Linked DNA regions of Homo sapiens: all the other regions are linked to region 1. Evidence: chromatin contacts called from ENCODE Hi-C or POLR2A ChIA-PET data. All regions are on one chromosome and are shown on one strand. The core of a region is the stretch at or near the end of the contact, and the rest is flanking DNA. Distances in the headings are between cores, read along the strand shown. Region 1 holds the start of RBX1 (ring-box 1). Region 2 holds the start of POLDIP3 (DNA polymerase delta interacting protein 3). Region 3 holds the start of NDUFA6 (NADH:ubiquinone oxidoreductase subunit A6). Region 4 holds the start of NAGA (alpha-N-acetylgalactosaminidase).

Region 1 (2,667 bases), core at 44-2,543:
TAGACTCTTCTATTAAGATAATAATTCCAGTAAGAGTTTAACAGAATTTCATTCATTCAACTCTGGCTTCCTCAATTACAAATACTCCCAAACCTTCTTCGCTTTCAAACCCCATTCTCAGTGCCTAGTAACTTCTTTACCACTTTTCACATCACAGCTTCAAGGTGGAGGAAAAGCCCCTACTTCTATTATTTTTCAATATGGCTGCTGGCTGTAACTGAGCAGCAGTGGCCACAATGAGACACCAAAAAGCACTAGGACGGGGGATATTGTCAGTGTTTAGCCAGATGTTCTAGGAATATCTTCCCTATTTTAGAATCTCCATTTTGAACAGCTTTCATGTTAGGTGAGAATCGATACTGTTCTCCCAAACTGTGGCAAACCACTAAAAGGCATTTCATGCAAAAAGACACGTTCCATTTTTGCTTTCCCACGCTTACCAAGTCGTTCGCGACTAGTACTCAACCCTCCCTAACTGCCACAGGATTTGGGCTCGGATTTTCTTAACAAGTTCCACCATGCTTTTTATTATTATTTTGGAAGGGGGAGATTCTGGACGTGACAGAGAACCCAAGAGTGGGGTGGTTGTGTGAAAAGCCAACAGACGTCTCAGAAGAGCCAAGCATTACACTCCAGACTCTAACCAGGCAGTGTGAGGCCTCGGTTCAGCGAGGATCCCTCCAAGTGAGAGGACCCCTCCAAGTGAGAGGACCCCAAGCTTCAAAAAGGGGCGGAGCAAGATCACCAAGGGGGGTCCTCAGAGGCCTCTAATGCGGTAGGACCTCAGGTTCCAGGCTCTCGCCGCACTGCCCCATCCTCCACCGCCGCATTCGCTTCGACTCCCCATTCCACCCACCCCACCCCACCCTACCCTGTCCTTCCCCCACCTCTCAACCACTCCAGTGACAGCTCAAGCGCTTGGCTCCCGCCGCCAAGTCGCAACCCCGCGTATCTCAATAAGCAGCTCTGTGATTGGCCCCTTAGCCTCACAGCGAAACCAACACTTCCCCCAACAGTGGGCCGCCGTCACGCCGATCAACTCTAAGACCCGCCCCCCGGCTTCCTTTCGTGGTACCCGGTCCCAGGAACGCCCTGAAATGAAACCCTTTACTCCGCGCCTCGACCATCCTCGGGCCTGCCAGCCAGATCCGCGCCTCTCTAGCTTCCCTGAGGAAGGCGCTGGCGAGACCCAACCTTTTTCACTTCAAAGCGCTTCTTGCCCGCGCCGCTGTTGGTGCCGCTCGGGGTATCCACATCCATCGCTGCCGCCATTTTGGAAACACACGGTCTGTCGTCCGACCACCGCGCCTGCGCAGCAGCGCACACTTCGCTCCCCCCACCTCCCCGGCACCTCCTCCCGCACCCCACCCCTTACTGGCGCGCGAGGCGGAGGTGGGGGCGGAGCACGTGACCACGCCTCTTAAAGGGGCTGTCGCAGGTCGCCCCACCCGCGAACTGTAGGCCGGGGAGGGGGCGGTGGCCGGAGTGGGTGGGGCGGGGCCGGGCGGGGCCGGGCGGGGCCGAGGCTACGTGAGCTAGCCGGGTGGAAACGTTCGAAAGGGCTCGACGTCGCCGCCTCCTCTGGGAAGCCCCCGGCCGCACTCCGTCAGCTGGGGCGGCGGCTGCTTCCTCCGCCTGAGCCAGACCTGCGCCGCAGTCCTGTCCTGCCTGCCGGGCTCGCCGAGTCGCCGCGCGGCTCCCGGTGCTGGCGTGGGTGGGCGCCCGCGGCCTGCCCCGAAACCCAAGAGTCCTCGCTGGTCTTTCGCAGACTCTGACCCGCTTCCGAGCCAGGCCCAAGGTGCAGTCCCCGTGGGAGGGCTGGGGCCCAGGCACCGTCTGGTCTCCGATTTCTGTTCGGGAACTGCTCAGGGATTCGATGGGGAGAGAGGAGACCCCCGAAGTTCCTCCCTAAGGCCACACTGAGCAGGCCCCCAGCCCTGCCTTTACTCGCCCGCCAAGCCTGGGGGGTGGCCTCTGCGCCCACATAGTCGCAGTCCTAGGACCGCCTTTGGTCGTGGTGCACGGTTTCACCGTAACGTGTGTCAGTCCCCACTCCGCATTCCTCAGTTGTCATCTTTGTAGGGTGATTTCTCCCCGATCTGTGTCCTTTTTCCGCTGCTTGTGCTGTAGTGAAACCGACCCATCTGCAGTCGCTGTATTTCTTGAATTTTTGTGAGGCATTCTTTTTTAACTCTTGTTGCCCAGGCTGGAGTGTAATGGCGCGATTTCGGCCCACTGCAACCTCCGCCTCCAGGATTCAAGCGATTCTCCTGCCTCAGCCTCCCGAGTAGCTGAGATTACAGGCGCCCGCCACCACGCCCGGCTAATTTTTTGTATTTTTAGTAGAAACGGGGTTTCACCACGTTAGCCAGGCTGGTCCCGAACTCCTGACCTCAGGTGATCCGCCTGCCTCGGCCTCCCAAAGTGCTAGAGCCGCTTTTTTTTTTTTTCTTTTTTAATTTTTTTAAAAAATAGAGACAAGGTCTCACTATGTTGCCTAGGCTGGTCTCGAACTCCTGGGCCCAAGTGATCCTCCCACTTCGGCCTCCCAAAGTGCTGGGATCACAGGAGTGAGCCATCCCACCCGACCCAAGCACCTGTACTTTGTCACTCTCCCATTTCTGGCTAGACCAGGACTCCCTTTGACATCTCTAACCTTGCAGAGGT
Region 2 (2,667 bases), core at 108-2,607, 1.7 Mb before region 1:
CGCAACCTCCGCCTCCCGAGTTCAAGCGATTCTTCTGCCTCAGGCTCCTGAGTAGGTGGGATTTCAGGCCGTGCCACCGCGCCCGGCTAATTTTTTTCTTTCTTTTTTTTTTTTTCAGTAGAGACGGGGTTTCTCCGTGTTGGCCAGGCTGGTCTCGACCTCCTGACTTCAGGTGATCCACCCGCCTCAGCCTCCCAAAGTGCTGAGATTACAGACATGAGCCACCGCTCCTGGCCTCTTACCCAGTTTCTGCACGGAGCTCCTGATGCCTGATGGCCAAGAGGACATAACCCCACCTGTTCTAAGGGCATGGAGTGTATTTTTAGAGTGATTGGACAAAATATGTGCCGAACACCTACGTCAGGTCTGGCGCATGCTGGAGGCTGGGGTTATATCAATGCAAAAGCCATTCCCTGTATTTAACACGTAAATGAATTAGTCTCTTTAACTCTCCCAACGCCCTATAAATTATTTGCTCCATTTTACATATTAAACGCTGTCACGAACTGAGCTGCTGTGTGAGGCCGGGGCCGGACTTATCTTTCTGAAGCACAGAGAAGCGGTTATACGCAGAAGTTTGGGAGAACTGGGTAAGGCCGCACACATGGAAATTGCCAGTTTCGTGGGTCCCAACGTCAATACTGTGGGCAACCTTAGACCGGCTCAAAGCGCAGCTGGGGACGGTGATGAAGTGCAGAGCGTCCACAGCCAGCGACAAGACTGCCAAGCAACTGGCAGCCTGAGTAACGGAGAAAACAACGAAAAAAACGCATTCACCACCTACCAACAAGAAACAAAAAACACGACCACCCCACAGTCAGTCTACTTTTTAGGCGTGAATAAGGTCGGGCAGATCGCAACTCCCAGGCATCCCGCAAAGTAGGCGGGTCACCTTGAGGGCGACCTTTACCCGCTCAAAAATTCGTCTCACATTAGCAGTGAGGATTCGGGCGTCACCCCGAATCGTTATTTTCCTTACTCATAAGTTTAAGGCATAAGGACGTTTTTAGTTTATTTCCTAGGTAATGAATTCTATTCTCATTAGGCGTATGATGACTATCGTAGTTGACTGTTGAGGTCATGATCCAGTTCCATTGAAGTTTGTCTCACTTGTTAATAATGTATTTTGTTGCTTTTCATTTAATTTTTTCCCTCGAGGAAAATAAATAATTCATAATGTGCCGAACTTCCGTATGCAGATGAGCAGCCAGCACCGCGAAGGCTCACGGGGAACGTCCCCGCCCCTTCCGGTTCTTGCCTGCTTTGAGCTGGCTGTCGCGAGAGTTGGTCCGCGGACGCCGGAAGTAGTTCGTCGCTCCCTAGCGGCCGAAGGGGCGGGCTCGCGGGGTCTCGACTGCTTTCGGCTTGCTCGGCGGAGCAAGATGGCGGACATCTCCCTGGACGAACTCATCAGGAAGCGCGGGGCGGCGGCGAAAGGACGGTGAGAGGCCTTTCCTTTCTTCGGGGTTTAGGGTCCTCGGCCTAGTGGAGCTCGAGGCGGGGGAGGTAGCGATCCGGGAGCGACGCGGAGGACCGGGTGCGCCCGCCCCCGACCACAGCCGCGCTCCTCATTGGCCGGCTGCCGCCGTCCCCGCCGTGGCCCCGACCGCCCGCCCACTGGCCGAGGCGCAGTCCCTCTGGCGGCCCTGGGAGGCCGACGGGGCCGCGGCGGGGACAGGGTGCCGCCTCGTGGACCTGAGGGGCTGCCCCCTGGGGCCCCCGCGTTCCGGGGTCCTGGGGTCTCGGCGGCGCAGCCTCCTTGCCTGTGTGGACTGGCATTTGGGCCCCGCTCCGTGATCTCGGCGCTGCCTGGTCTCCACCCATCTTAGAGTTGAGACAACCGAAGTTTAGTAGCGGGGAAGTGACTTGCTCCGACCGCCGAAGCTGAGGCGCAAGCCCAAATCCCCCTGCACGCGGCCCCTGTTAACACTCGCCTCTCTTTGTGCGGCGTTTTAAGTTTTCTGAGCCCTTTCATATACACGATGCCTCATTTAATCTTTTACAGTCCTGTTGTCTGCTAGCTATTCATGTTACCCACCTTTTACTGATGGGGAACTTGAGGCTGGAAGTGGTAGAGTGACTTGCCCGAGGCCACGGAGAACTGAGCGGCGGGCTGAGCGCGATTTAATTGCTGGCTGAGTTGGCCTCCTACATGGGCTTGAAAAACTGGTGTGTTGGGCAGGAGATTGGTTATTTCCTTAGGGAGAAGAAAGTGCTTGAGCTGGCTGAGGAGCCATGGAGGTGATTTGCAGTCATGTCTCCCAAACTTCCCCTAGACCCTTAAATGTTGTTAGTCATTTCAAGCCTTCGTGAGCTGAGTTCATCTGTATGAAGAAGTGAGAACTTTGCCCAATAGTTTCCCAACACACATTAAGTTTAAATGTCTTTGTAAATAGCCAGGATGTAAATATGTTAGATATTGTTTTCTCAGACATTTGTTCTCTCAGCAGATGTTTATTTTTATTTTTATGTTTTTTTTGAGACGGGGTGTTGCTCTGTCGCCCAGGCTGGAGTGCAGTGGTGCCATCTCGGCTCACTGCAACCTCCGCCTCCCCGGTTCCAGCGATTCTCCTGCCTCAGCCTCCCAAGTAGCAGGGACTACAGGTGTGCACCACCACGCCCGGCTAATTTTTGTATTTTTAGTAGAGATGGAAGTTTCACTGTGTT
Region 3 (2,667 bases), core at 98-2,597, 1.1 Mb before region 1:
CTGTCTCAAAAAAAAAAAAAAAAAAGGGTATATCAACACAATCTCACTGGTGTGTTGTGAAGCCTAGCCAAGTTAATGTACCTAGAGAACTAGAGAACAGTGGCTACTAAGGACATCTAAGGACACTTTATACAAACCTTAACTGTGTTACAACTTCTTAAGTCAGTACTGAGGTTCAAAAGCTTCCATTTTATTATTATGCTTTATAATTTATATATGTTACGTGCTTTCTTTTGTATAGCTCACTTGAATATATATATACATTTTAGAAGATAATAAGGAAGAAAAAAAGTATATCTGGTTTTTTAACCCTTCGAAATGGGAAAGTTTGGAGTAGATGCTCAGCCCCGGCCCCTGGCCCTTCCCCAATACTCACAGGCTCCTGTCAACTACACCTTCAGAAAAAGACGGAGCCTCTTAGGCAGCAGTCAGGCAGGTGGGGGCGATCTGTCAGGTGACCTAGACTCTGGGCCATCTCAGTTTCCTCACCTGTAAAATGGGGATGCTGAGGTACCTACCTGACCTATGAGAGCGGAGAACACTGAGATATCTTGCCCATGGCCTGCCCTGTGGTTAGCTGTCGTTTTTTCCTTGACACTTGTAGGCTCCTCTTCATGTTTACATAACCTCAGTGGGAAAACGCCAGCGAAGAGAGACACTCAGAATGGACGATCTAAAGTTCCTTCCAGCTTCCAAATTCTGGGCTGGTTTTCAGAGATCCAGGGCTCGGGATGCGAATGTCCCTGTCTACGATGGGGCTGCCGTTACAGCCTTCCTCCCGGGGCTCTGGAGACGCGCCAGCTCTTTGACACCTCTCCTGCGCTAAGGAAGAGTTGGTTTACAGAAAAGTAAGTATATCCTGGCCCTGCAGAAAGCCGCCAGGCGGCAGGACAAGCCCCACCGCAGCCCAGGCGCCATTATCTGCCTCAGCAGTTACCTCGGGGTCCCGCCACGAGGAGGTTCTTCAAGGCCTGCGCGCCCACGGACACTACCAAGGAGCGCGGCGGGCAGCCGGATAGCAGGACGCTGAGGGAAACCCCGCAGTCGCTCGGCGTCCCCGGCGCCAGCTCACGACCCAGCGACCTCCTGCGGCCCGAGCGTCCCCTGGCGGCAACGCCGGCTCGTTAGAGCGAGCGACAGATGGTGTAGTCCAAAGGCCAAGCGGCGTTTCTGTAGATGAGCATGCGCAGCACCCACCGTTCGCTCAGCCAGAGAGAGGCTTCCCAGCCAATCCGAGAGCCTCAGAGTCATCCTCCCGCCCACCCAGCATACAGGCGGGGCGTTCCTCCTTAGCCAATGGGAAAAGACATTCGCCCGCGGTCCGCACGCGCTGCTTGCAAAGGGGTGGGGTTGTGGAGTGGATGCTTTGGCAAGATGGCGGGGAGCGGCGTCCGCCAAGCTACTTCTACCGCCAGCACCTTCGTGAAGCCCATTTTCAGTCGGGACATGAACGAGGCCAAGCGGAGGGTGCGCGAGCTCTACCGCGCCTGGTATCGGGAGGTGCCGAACACTGGTGAGAGGTAGCGGCTTACGTGGGGACCCGGAGGCCGCCGCTCAAGGTCGTAGCCGGCCCGGCCGGGGTTTCTCATGGGCCCAGCTGAGGTCACCAACTTGGGCAGAGGCGACTGCGGGTGCTTCAGGGGAAGAGGGTCACCCGAGCCTACCATGGGCCGGACCTGGCGGCGGCGCGGTGGTCAGACCGGCCGTGCCTAGCATTCGTACGTGCTATCGGAGCTTTGGTCTCTTTTGTCCTTCGCAATTGGCGGGAGGACGATGACTGTCAGTGACACACTCACTTTGTGGGTGAGGCAGCGGAGGCACCGAGAGGTGAAGTGATGTGCCCAGGGCCCAGGCCGAGCCACTGTTGTACCCAGAACCCAAAGTCTAGAGTTGCAGAGTGTAATTATAGATGCCCGTTGGATTTTTTTGTTTGTGACAGAGTCTCGCTGTGTCGCTCAGGCTGGAGTGCAGTGGTGCGATCTCGGCTCACTGCAAGCTCCGCCTCCCGGATTCACGTCATTCTCCTGCCTCAGCCTCAGCCTCCCGAATAGCTGGGATTACAGGCGCCCGCCACCACGCCGGCCATTTTTTTTTGTATTTTTAGTAGAGACGGGATTTCACCGTGTTAGCCAGAATGGTCTCGATCTCCTGACCTCGTGATCCGCCCGTCTCGGCCTCCCAAAGTGCGAGAAAGAGGTGTTTTTGAGTGAGCTGGAGCACGGTGCCACTCCTCAGGGCTGTCGAGTCCCTGCTTGTGTGTGTGAAAAGGCGGTAGAATGTGGTGGTTAGGAGCACGGACTTTTCTTCAGGCGCTGCCCTCAACTAGCTGTGTGACCTTGGGCCAGTTATTTCATCTATTCCTCAGTTTCTTCATCTTTAAAATGGGAATAATAATTCCTTCTTCAGAAGGTTACTGTATTAAGTTAAAATATCTAGAGTGCTTAGAACAGGACTTGATGCATATTTAACTCATTAAATATTAGCTGCTGCCGTTGTTTTTGTTGTTATTTTTGTTATTTATAGGGCTTTCCTTAGCAGCAGCTTCCAAGCAGAACCCGGTTCTTTGACATATGAGAACTGTGTCTGCTCCACAGAGTCCCTGTCTTCAAGCTGACTTTTGGAAAAATTGCTACTGACCAGAACTTAAACCCACGCGATACTAGAGAA
Region 4 (2,667 bases), core at 56-2,555, 1.1 Mb before region 1:
TTTCTGTGTCGGGCCTGGCCATAAAGGAATTCTCTGATCTACCTTGCCTGATACTAGGTCATAAGACTCTCATTCCAGAAGGGGTCCTGCCCTCCTCCCAGCAGGAGGGAATGCCACACAGAGAGAACAAGAAGAATCCGAATCTGAACAGACATTGCTGGGTTTCCACACTCAGCTATTAACATTAAATCATTCCCTTTTGTCTAATCGCGTTTATACACAGTTGTCCATTCCTTATTCCTTTTTTTTTTTTTCTGTTGCCCGGGCTGGAGTACAGTGACACAATCACAGCTCACTGCAACCTCGACCTCCTGGACTCAAGCAATCCTCCCACCTCAGCCTCCCGAGTAGCTGGGACCACAGGCACCTGCCTGGCTTTTTAATTTTTTGTAGAGACAGGGTCTCACTATGTTGCCCAGACTGTCCTTAAATGTCTGGCCTCAAGCGATCCCCCTGCCTCAGCCTTCCAAAGTGCTGGGATTACAGGCATGAGCCACCAGACCCGGCCAGGGCTGTCCATTCTTCATCAAACCGAGACATAAAAATAAAGATTTCCCTGAGTATTTGTGTCTTCATTCCTGAAGGCTCTCAAGTCACATAAAACATTGAGTAAATCAATCTATTATGCTTTTCTCTTGCTAACCTATATTTTATTTGTAGGAGTGTCCGCTGTGACCTTTGGGATGAGTAAGGGAAAATATCACACCTTTCTGCCCCTACAATGCCCAGAACAAAGCATTTGGCACTTAGCAGTTTCTCAATAAATACTTGATGAATGAATGAAGAAGGAAGTAGCCCAGTCTGTGCGAGTAGTCCCTGAGCGTCAGGCGGGGAAGGAGAGCCGGCTGCCTTTGCGGGAGCTGTGACCGCCTGCTTTGGTGCCTCCCACGCACCCTCCTTGTAGAGACGATTAATCCCAGACTTCCATTTTCCTAGCAGCTCACTAGGCGGGCCTTGCTTCAGAGCAGTCTCTCATTTCCTCTGCACAAAGCCCTCAACCGTCCTCTGCACGGCCGCTTACTGAGCGCCCACGGTGAGCCTGGCACGATCCTTGCCCTCTTGGTCCCCACAGAGGTGGAAGGACAGGCCTCGCGGGGTCCGGGCCACGAAGGACAGCCCCGAGTCCGTTCTGCCAATGCCTGCCTCGCTAGCACGCAGGGCGGGAGCCCAGTGGGGAAGGGCTTAGGGAGGCTGGGAGGCCGGACCCATATGGGCGGGGCACAGCGTTGCTAGGGGGGATTCTGATAGGTTGCGCGAAGGGTTGCCTTCGTGAGGCCCCGCCCTCACTGGAACGCTTCGGACTTATCAGGTTACCGGATTCGAGTCAGAAGCGGCGGCAGGTCTGAACGCTTCGGTAGGATAAGTGCGGTGGGAGGGGGCTCTGCGGTTTTGGGGAGCCCAGGGCGGGAACCCGGACCCGGCTGGAAGTCCGGAGCCTGGCCGCAGCCCCGCCCCTCCGCTCTTTCTTGGTGACCTTAAGCCAGTGGCTGCCTTTTTCTGAGCCCGGGCGGGGCCGAAGGCGGCCCGTAGGCCCTCGGGACTCCCAGCACTGCAGAGGGTGTGAGGTCTGACATCCAAGACACGTTGTTTCGTATTTCTGAAGGAAGAACTGAAGCTCCGGGAAGTGATGGCTGGGGATGGGGCGGGCAACTTGGGGACCGAGTGTACGATCCACGCCTAAGGTTGAGGGCGGCCGAGCTAGCCAGGCAGCCGTGACCCCAGTGCTTTTCAGACGTTTCTTAGCTTCCAGAGCCCAACACATACAGCTGATACACGCAGACCAGATCTGGTCAGGTCCTCGGAAGCTGAGTCCAGAGCGATGCTGCTGAAGACAGGTACCTACACCGGCTGGGGTGGCTTGGAAGGGTAGGGGTGAGTGCTACAAGGAGTGCTTTGGCCCTTCTTCCCTAATGTGGGTATGTGGAGAGACAGGTTCCTCTCTCTTTTACTTAGAGCTGGGCAGGAAGGGAGGAGATGCTTCCCCATACGGGAATCATTTCTCCTTCAAAGGGGCCCTTCCTTTCTCACTTCCTCTCCCTCAAGCACAGAGGCCCTAACTGATGGATATCAGCATGTGCGGAGAACCGCCTGTACAGTCCCTACAGTAACTCCATATTACAGATAAGGAAACTGAGGCCCGAGGGGGAAAGGTCTCACTTAGGTGAGCTGATTGGGTGCCCATCCTGGCTGGCTTACTTCTTAAGCCTCTCTGAGGCCTCTTGAGGGTCTGTGGTAGAGAGCAAAGAGCTCTGGACTGGGGCTCAGGAGACCTGGAGTCTGGCCAATGGTCCCGACTTAACGATTTTTCAACTTTACTGTGGTGTGAAAGCGACGCACATTCAGTAGAAACCACAGTACGTATACAACCTGTGTTTCAGTATTCAGTAAATTGCATGAAATATTCAACAATTTATTATAAAATAGGCTTTGTGTTAGATGATTTTGGCCAGCTGTAGGCTAATGTGCGTTGTCGCACTTTTTTTTTTTTTTTTTTTTTGAGACGGAGTCTCACTCTGTCACCCAGGCTGGAGTGGAGTAGAGTGGCGCGATCTCGGCTCACTGCAACCTCCATCTCCCAGGTTCAAGCAAGTCTCCTGCTCAGCCTCCTAAGTAGCTGGGATTACAGGCACTCACCACCTCACCCCGGTATTTTTTTGTAGTTTTAGT

Evidence for each region. A loop is a pair of places that touch in the nucleus more often than their neighbours do. ChIA-PET counts read pairs that join two places held with the same protein, here RNA polymerase II (POLR2A). Pooled maps may share reads with other maps.
Region 2: a pooled map shows a loop between it and region 1 (20-fold over the local background). The contact joins the promoter of POLDIP3 here to the promoter of RBX1 in region 1. A Hi-C loop is called at or near these places in 6 of 50 pooled maps. POLR2A ChIA-PET finds 5 or more read pairs at or near these places in 2 of 52 experiments (A549 and AG04450).
Region 3: a loop to region 1 is called in a pooled map, with 8 times the contacts of the local background. The contact joins the promoter of NDUFA6 here to the promoter of RBX1 in region 1. A Hi-C loop is called at or near these places in 7 of 50 pooled maps. POLR2A ChIA-PET finds 5 or more read pairs at or near these places in 2 of 52 experiments (CD4-positive, alpha-beta T cell and activated CD4-positive, alpha-beta T cell).
Region 4: a loop to region 1 is called in a pooled map, with 8 times the contacts of the local background. The contact joins the promoter of NAGA here to the promoter of RBX1 in region 1. A Hi-C loop is called at or near these places in 9 of 50 pooled maps. POLR2A ChIA-PET finds 5 or more read pairs at or near these places in 2 of 52 experiments (CD4-positive, alpha-beta T cell and activated CD4-positive, alpha-beta T cell).

Annotation. Positions count from the first base shown.
Region 1 is chr22:40,950,004-40,952,670 of GRCh38, reverse strand. RBX1 (ring-box 1) reads right to left here and starts at 1,293. Exons shown (of 5, transcript NM_014248.4): 1 at 1,195-1,293. The coding sequence starts at 1,272. RefSeq lists enhancers at 1-561, 1,017-1,226, 1,741-2,331 and a silencer at 1,277-1,856.
Region 2 is chr22:42,613,573-42,616,239 of GRCh38, reverse strand. It overlaps POLDIP3 (DNA polymerase delta interacting protein 3), which reads left to right and starts at 1,357. Exons shown (of 9, transcript NM_032311.5): 1 at 1,357-1,441. The coding sequence starts at 1,383. It overlaps RNU12 (RNA, U12 small nuclear), which reads right to left and starts at 996; the gene lies at 847-996. LOC124905127 (a long non-coding RNA gene) reads left to right here and starts at 1,461. Exons shown (of 2, transcript XR_007068118.1): 1 at 1,461-2,667. RefSeq lists enhancers at 370-499, 1,150-1,209, 1,290-1,469, 962-1,505, 1,506-2,049 and 1 more and silencers at 940-999, 1,540-1,869.
Region 3 is chr22:42,089,452-42,092,118 of GRCh38, reverse strand. It overlaps NDUFA6 (NADH:ubiquinone oxidoreductase subunit A6), which reads left to right and starts at 1,347. Exons shown (of 3, transcript NM_002490.6): 1 at 1,347-1,513. The coding sequence starts at 1,375. It overlaps NDUFA6-DT (NDUFA6 divergent transcript), which reads right to left and starts at 1,186. Exons shown (of 5, transcript NR_034118.2): 1 at 938-1,186; 2 at 519-822.
Region 4 is chr22:42,069,450-42,072,116 of GRCh38, reverse strand. It overlaps NAGA (alpha-N-acetylgalactosaminidase), which reads left to right and starts at 1,305. Exons shown (of 9, transcript NM_000262.3): 1 at 1,305-1,835. The coding sequence starts at 1,820. RefSeq lists an enhancer at 995-1,044 and a silencer at 1,225-1,524.